Regions from separate parts of the Homo sapiens genome. Here region 2 is linked to region 1. The links are chromatin loops, found by intact Hi-C in ENCODE. Cell type or tissue: ascending aorta. All regions are shown on one strand. Links, peaks and the distances in the headings refer to the core of each region. The heading gives the core; the rest is flanking DNA. Region 1 holds the start of LOC105372435 (a long non-coding RNA gene). Region 2 overlaps TSKS (testis specific serine kinase substrate).

Region 1 (2,903 bases), core at 191-2,690:
TTCTGGGCCCTTAAGGGTTCTACGACAATTTTTCCGTTCTAACCCAGAATCTTGTGAAATCCTCCTCCATACCCTCAGCCTATCAGCAAAGCCTGTGCTTTTGGCAGTTGTGCAGAGCGCTGGACTGTGTGGATATGGGAGCAAGATCCCCTGTGTTCAAATATGGCTCTGCCACTCATGAGCTGAGCCTCAGTTTCCTCATCTGTAATATGGGAATGATGAGGTAATGGGATAGTCCTCACCTGTGAGGATGAAGTGATTTCATTCTTTCATTACGTGTAAAGGCACTGGGAAGAGGTGAGGTCTCAGTGTTAACTATTGTTGACTATGATCCAGGAGATTCTGAAGCCAGGCGGGGACCTCCCTTCCCCTCCCTTCCCATCTGCATCAATGCTCAGATCTCAAGGAAAACCACTGCCCTATGGCCCAGTGCATACTGGGTTCCTCCGGATCCTCCAACCCCACCTCCTACTCCCATTTTGTGCGACCTGGGACTCAGTGTCCCCGCCTGCGCAGTGGGAGCACTGTGCCTTCCGCTGACCTGGTGGGAAGTGCGTGGAGGTGACCAGGGTATAGAAGTTTCGGAGGAGGCGCCGGCGCTGTTCTGGTGAAGGCTCTGCTGGGAGGAAAAGGCGGTGATGCAGAGCGCCTCCCCGGCCCACGCCCCTCCTACCCCTGCCCCTGCCCCTGTCCTCAGTCACCTTTATCCCCCAAGGGCTCCACGGTGAAGAGGCAGCGCTTCAGTTCCAGGTGGAGGAGCAGCAGCCTGTGGGAAAGGGAAGGGAATGTCATGGCTGGGGAAGAGGACATGACCCCCGACCCACTCCCTCCATCCGAGCCCTACCCGAGGATGTCTGTGTGAAGGGGGAAGCCACTGGGCAGCGCCCGGGGTCCCAACGGCAGACAGGCCCGCAACGGGTCCAGCAGTGGCTGCCACCAGCGCTCCAGAAGCTGCAGGGGGCGTGGTCATTGTGAGGTCGTCATGGGAAGGCGGGGCCGGCGGGGGAGGTCGGGGGGTGTACAAGGATAGGGGCGTGGTCAATCGGGAGGGGCGGGGCCTGCAAGAAGAGTGGAGGGCGGAGGGCAGAAGGGACTGGGGAAGGGGCGAGGCCTGGAAGAATAGAGGCAGAGGCGGGAGCGGCCGATCTTGGCGGGTAGGTGAATGACTGGAGCGCAGTCCAGAAGAGGCGGGGCTGGGGAAAGATGCCGCTGGCAGGGCAGGGTGGTGGGGAAGGGCCCTCCTGGTAGCGGGTGTCCTAAGAGCGAAAGCGGGACGTGGCGCGGGTTCACCTGTGGATACAACTGGCTGAGGGGTGGGCTCGGCCCGCAGAGTAGACACAGCTCCAGGCTCGGCAGCAGAGTCAGGGTCAGGAGCCGGTGTGGGACCTGAAGCAGGGCACAGGCTGGGGCTCATCGCGGCCCGGCCCCTTTCCATCGCAGATCCCGCCTCCTCGCGACTCGGCCCCCAGGTCACATCCCTCCGTCGGTGCCCGCCACCCACTCACCGTGGGGCTCCCGTGCGGCAGGTACACCGGGTAGTCGCGAGCGGTCTGCGGCGGCAGGGACCCCACCAGCCAGGGGAGCAGCACGGCCTCGGGCGTCCCCAGCCGCCACCAACCCTCTGTTGCTGCCACCACCCGGCCGGACACCACCAGACTGACGAAGGTCGTGCCCGCGGCCTCAGCGAACCCGGAGAGGGCTTCCTGGGTACGGGAGGCAGGAGGACTGGGAGTCAGCAGACAAGCGTAGGGGGTGGCAGCGACTTCCCAGATGGGCAGGGAATGGGGAGAAACCCACAGCCAGCCCCGAGCTCGCGCAGTGGCCATGCTCCTACGTCTCACCCTCTCTGAGCCTGAGTTCCTTCACTTTCATACGAAGTCACATCCCCAACTCACACTGTGAAGTCTGTGAAATCTGATTAAACATCTAGCCTGGGCGGGCAAACTGAAGCTAATAATGTAACCGCAGCAGCTACCGTTCATCCAGGCCTGTTACATGCCGAGTAGGCACCATTAGCAACGTAGAGAAGCCAAGTCACCTGCTGAGAGTCACATGCCTGGGAGGCCGCCACACCAGGCAAGTCCACAAGAGCAGTATTTAAGTAGAGGTAGCTAGAGATCTGAGAGGCAGGAGGAAGAACATGCACTGAGGTTGGAAACTTGTTGGGATCTCAGGACTGTGAGGTAGCTGGGTGGAAGTAGACTGTGGATTTAGCAACAGGTTAGGGGGTGCCAGGTGCCACAGGCCTTCAAACACCAGGCTGAGGAGCTGGGACCTTGTCCTGGGGGAGGTGGAGGCTGCCGGAGGGCTGTGAGCAGGAAAGGGGCAGAGCCAGCTCTGGATATAGTAGGGTTCTTCTGGTGGCCGGGTGTGATGGCTCACACCTGTCATCCCAGCACTATGGGAGGCTGAGGCGGGAGGACTGCTTGAGCCCAGGAGTTCGAGACCAGCCCGGGCAACTTAATGGAAACCCATCCCCAACCCTAGTCCATCTCTTAAAAAAAAAAATAGCTGAATGTCAGCCGGGCGCGGTGGCTCATGCCTGTAATCCCAGCACTTTGGGAGGCTGAGGCGGGTGGATCACGAGGTCAGGCGTTCAAGACCAGCCTGGCCAACATAGTGAAACCCTGTCTCTACTAAAAATACAAAAAATTAGCTGGGCCAGGCGTGGTGACCAGCGCTTATAATCCTAGCTACTCGGGAGGTTGAGGCAGGGGAATCGTTTGAACCCAGGAGGCAGAGGTTGCAGTGAGCCAAGATTGCGCCATTGCACTCCAGCCCCTGTGACAGTGTAAGACTCTGTCTCAAAAAAAAAAAAAAAAAAAAAATAGCTGAATGTGGTGGCACAGTGCCTATAGTGTCAGCTACTGGGGAGGCTGAGATGAGAGGATCACTTGAATCCA
Region 2 (2,903 bases), core at 154-2,653, 58 kb before region 1:
TCACTACGTTACCCAAGCTGGCCTCAAACTCCTGGGCTCAAGTGATCCTTTTGTGTCTGCCTGTAAGTGTTGGTCTTACAAGCATGAGCCACTGTGCCCAGCCTCCTTTTTTCTCTCTCTTTTATTTATTTTTTTTTTTAGCCTACATCATTACTTAGACTGTGCAGAATTATAGTCAATTTCTGAGTCATCCCTTATAGGAAAAGAGTGAGAACTTTCCCTTTTTCTCTCATTTCACTGGAATGCACAATTGAGGGCTGTCTTGGACCAGCAGATAGAGGACACAATGAAACAGAAGAAGCCTGAATCCTTGACATGGAGCCACCATACTCCATTCCAACCACCTGTGAAGACTTTCAGGGTGAGACATTACATCTTCTGTGTTATTCAAGCTGTGTTATTTTGTGTTTTTTTGTTACAGTAGTCAAATGTATAACTTCAATATCATTGACATTCTTTTTTTTTTTTTTTTTGACAGAGTCTTGCTCTTTTGTCAGGCTGGAGTGCAGTGGCATGATCTCGGCTCACTGCAACCTCTCACTCCCAGGTTCAAGCCATTCTCCTGCTTCAGCCTCCCGAATAGCTGGGACTACGGGCGTGCACCACCACACCAGGCTAATTTTTTGTATTTTAGTAGAGACAGGGTTTCACCATGTTGGCCAGGATGGTCTTGATCTCCTGACCTCGTGATTCACCCACCTCGGCCTCCCAAAGTGCTGGGATTACAGGCGTAAGCCACCGTGCCCGGCCTATCATTGACATTCTTATTTCACACCTGAAGGAAAAGAGACCCAGAGAGCCCTCTGCCAGCTGTTTATGACCAGTTCCAGCCGATGGAAGGGAAGTGGGCACTGGTCGATGTGTGGAAAAGACAGGCATGATCTCTTCCCCTGTTCCCCCTGCTTAATGGCTGGAAGGCAGTGGCGAGAGCAACTGTCTAGAAATGGCTGAGCAACCAGAACGTAGACACCTGTAACCTGCTGCATTTGAAGAGCAGAGCTACTAAGCTTATCAAGCATTTTATGTGCAAAAAAGCAGTTCTCTTGGTTTCTCTCATGGTTGCTGAACTAATACACAAAAGATAGACAGAATAAGTTTCCTCCCTTGTGAGATGGAGGCAGCAACACATTTCTTGCATGATTGCTCTGGGGAAGAAGTGGAATAAGAAATATTGTATCCAGTTAACAACAGCAAAATGGTGGATTAAATAATTCAGGCCGGGCACAGTGGCTCACACCTGTAATCCCAGCACTTTGGGAGGCCGAGGTGGGTGGATCACTTGAGGTCAGGAGTTCGAGACCAGCCTGACCAACGTGGTGGAGCCCCGTCTCTACTAAAAATACAAAAATTAGCCAGGCGTGGTGGCAGGCAGTTGTAATCCCAGCTACTTGGGAGGCTGACACAGGAGAATCGCTTGAATCCAGGAGGCGGAGGTTGCAGAGAGCCTAGATGGCGCCATTGCACTCCAGCCTGGGCGACAACGAGATTCCATCTCAAAAAAAAAAAAAAAAAAAAAAAGGAATTCAAAAATTCCACCCCTCCATAAAAACAATGAAAAAACTAACAAAAACCATAAGAAGCAGTTTGTTCACAATTCTGGAAATTAACCAAAGGCTTGCAGCAACTCAAAGAGCATTTATTCAAGAAAAGTGACTCTCGATAAAAAACGGCAAGACTTGAGGAATTTTAACTTATCCTAGTCCTATCTCCCACTCCCTAGCTCAGCAGGAACCCTGGAAAATAACAGCCCACATTTCCCACAGGGAGGAAGCAGAATGAAGCTAGAACTCATTCAAAGCCTCATAACCCAAAGAAGAGTCATTCTATGATTGTTAAGTGATGCCTGGGAAGACCCCACACAGAATATTTGTCTTTCCTTTTCAGAACTGGCAAAGCCGTGAAAGCATCTCTGATAGTTGAAGGAAAGATTTGGATGTTTGTCCTCTCCAAATCTCATGTTAAAATGTCATCCCTTGCCAGGCACAGTGGCTCACACCTGTAATCCCAGCACTTTGGGAGGCTGAGGCAGGAGGTTCACTTGAGCTCAGGAGTTTGAGAGCAGCCTGGACAACATGGTGAGACCCCAACTCTACAAAAAAAAAAAAAAAAAAAAAAAAAGTAGCCAGGTGTGGTGGTGTGCACCTGTAGTCCCAGCTCCTCAGGAGGCTGAGGTTGAAGAATCGCTTGAACCTGGGAGGTGGATGTTGCAGTGAGCCGAGATTGCGCCACTGCACTCCAGTCTGGATGACACTGAGATCCTGTCTCAAAAACAACAACAAAAAAATGTAACTCCCAGGCTGAGCGTGGTGGTTCACACCTGTAATCCCAGCACTCTGGGAGGCCAAGGTGGGCAGATCACCTGAGGTCAGGAATTCAAGACTAGCCTGGCCAACATGGCGAAAGCCCGACTCTACTGAAAATACAAAAATTCGCCAGGAATAGTGATGCATGCCTGTAGTCCCAGCTACTTGGGAGGCTGAGGCAGGAGAATCGCTTGAACCCGGGAGGTGGAGGTCGCAGTGAACCGAGATCATGCCACTGCTCTCCAGCCTGGGCAACAGAGCAAAACTCCATCTCAAAAAAAAAAAAAAAAAAAACTTGTGTGGCATCTCCTTGCTCCTGCTCTTGCCAGGTGATATGCTGGCTCCATCACCTTTTGCTATGAGGCCCTCACCAAAAGCTGAGCAGATGTTGGCACCATGTTTATCAGATAGCCTGTGAACCATAAGCCAGTTAAACCTCTTTTATTTATACCCAGCCTTGAGTATTCCTTTATAGCAATGCAAGAATGGACTAACATGGAGTGGGAGAGGGAACATTTGTAAAGAAAAAAAAATTTTACGCTTGTTTTAATGTTGCTACTGCCGAAGGCAATGGATAACAGTTGGGGTAAACAATAAAAA

What was found. Peaks named below come from ENCODE experiments on the same cell type or tissue, not always from the same donor. Only the 100,000 strongest peaks of a DNase experiment are listed, where the experiment ranks them.
Region 2: a loop joins it to region 1, with 3 times the contacts of the local background. A loop is called at or near these places in 66 of 110 quality-filtered maps.

The regions. Positions count from the first base shown.
Region 1 is chr19:49,807,873-49,810,775 of GRCh38, forward strand. It overlaps FUZ (fuzzy planar cell polarity protein), which reads right to left. Exons shown (of 11, transcript NM_025129.5): 6 at 1,506-1,703; 7 at 1,291-1,386; 8 at 845-951; 9 at 702-766; 10 at 542-616. LOC105372435 (a long non-coding RNA gene) reads left to right here and starts at 1,048. Exons shown (of 2, transcript NR_187900.1): 1 at 1,048-1,154; 2 at 1,441-1,954. RefSeq lists an enhancer at 1,175-1,274 and a silencer at 1,455-1,624. In ascending aorta, for the core only: a CTCF peak has its summit at 1,613 (motif pointing left); DNase peaks (open chromatin) are centred at 519, 1,029 and 1,589; H3K4me3 peaks cover 1,860 bases; H3K27ac peaks cover 2,214 bases.
Region 2 is chr19:49,749,807-49,752,709 of GRCh38, forward strand. The region is part of intron 2 of TSKS (testis specific serine kinase substrate); the gene reads right to left. It overlaps LOC105372434 (a long non-coding RNA gene), which reads left to right. Exons shown (of 3, transcript XR_936019.3): 2 at 256-361. Among named protein-coding and RNA genes, the nearest start is that of TSKS, 12 kb to the right of the region's middle. In ascending aorta, for the core only: a CTCF peak has its summit at 1,421; no DNase peak of the experiment used is centred there.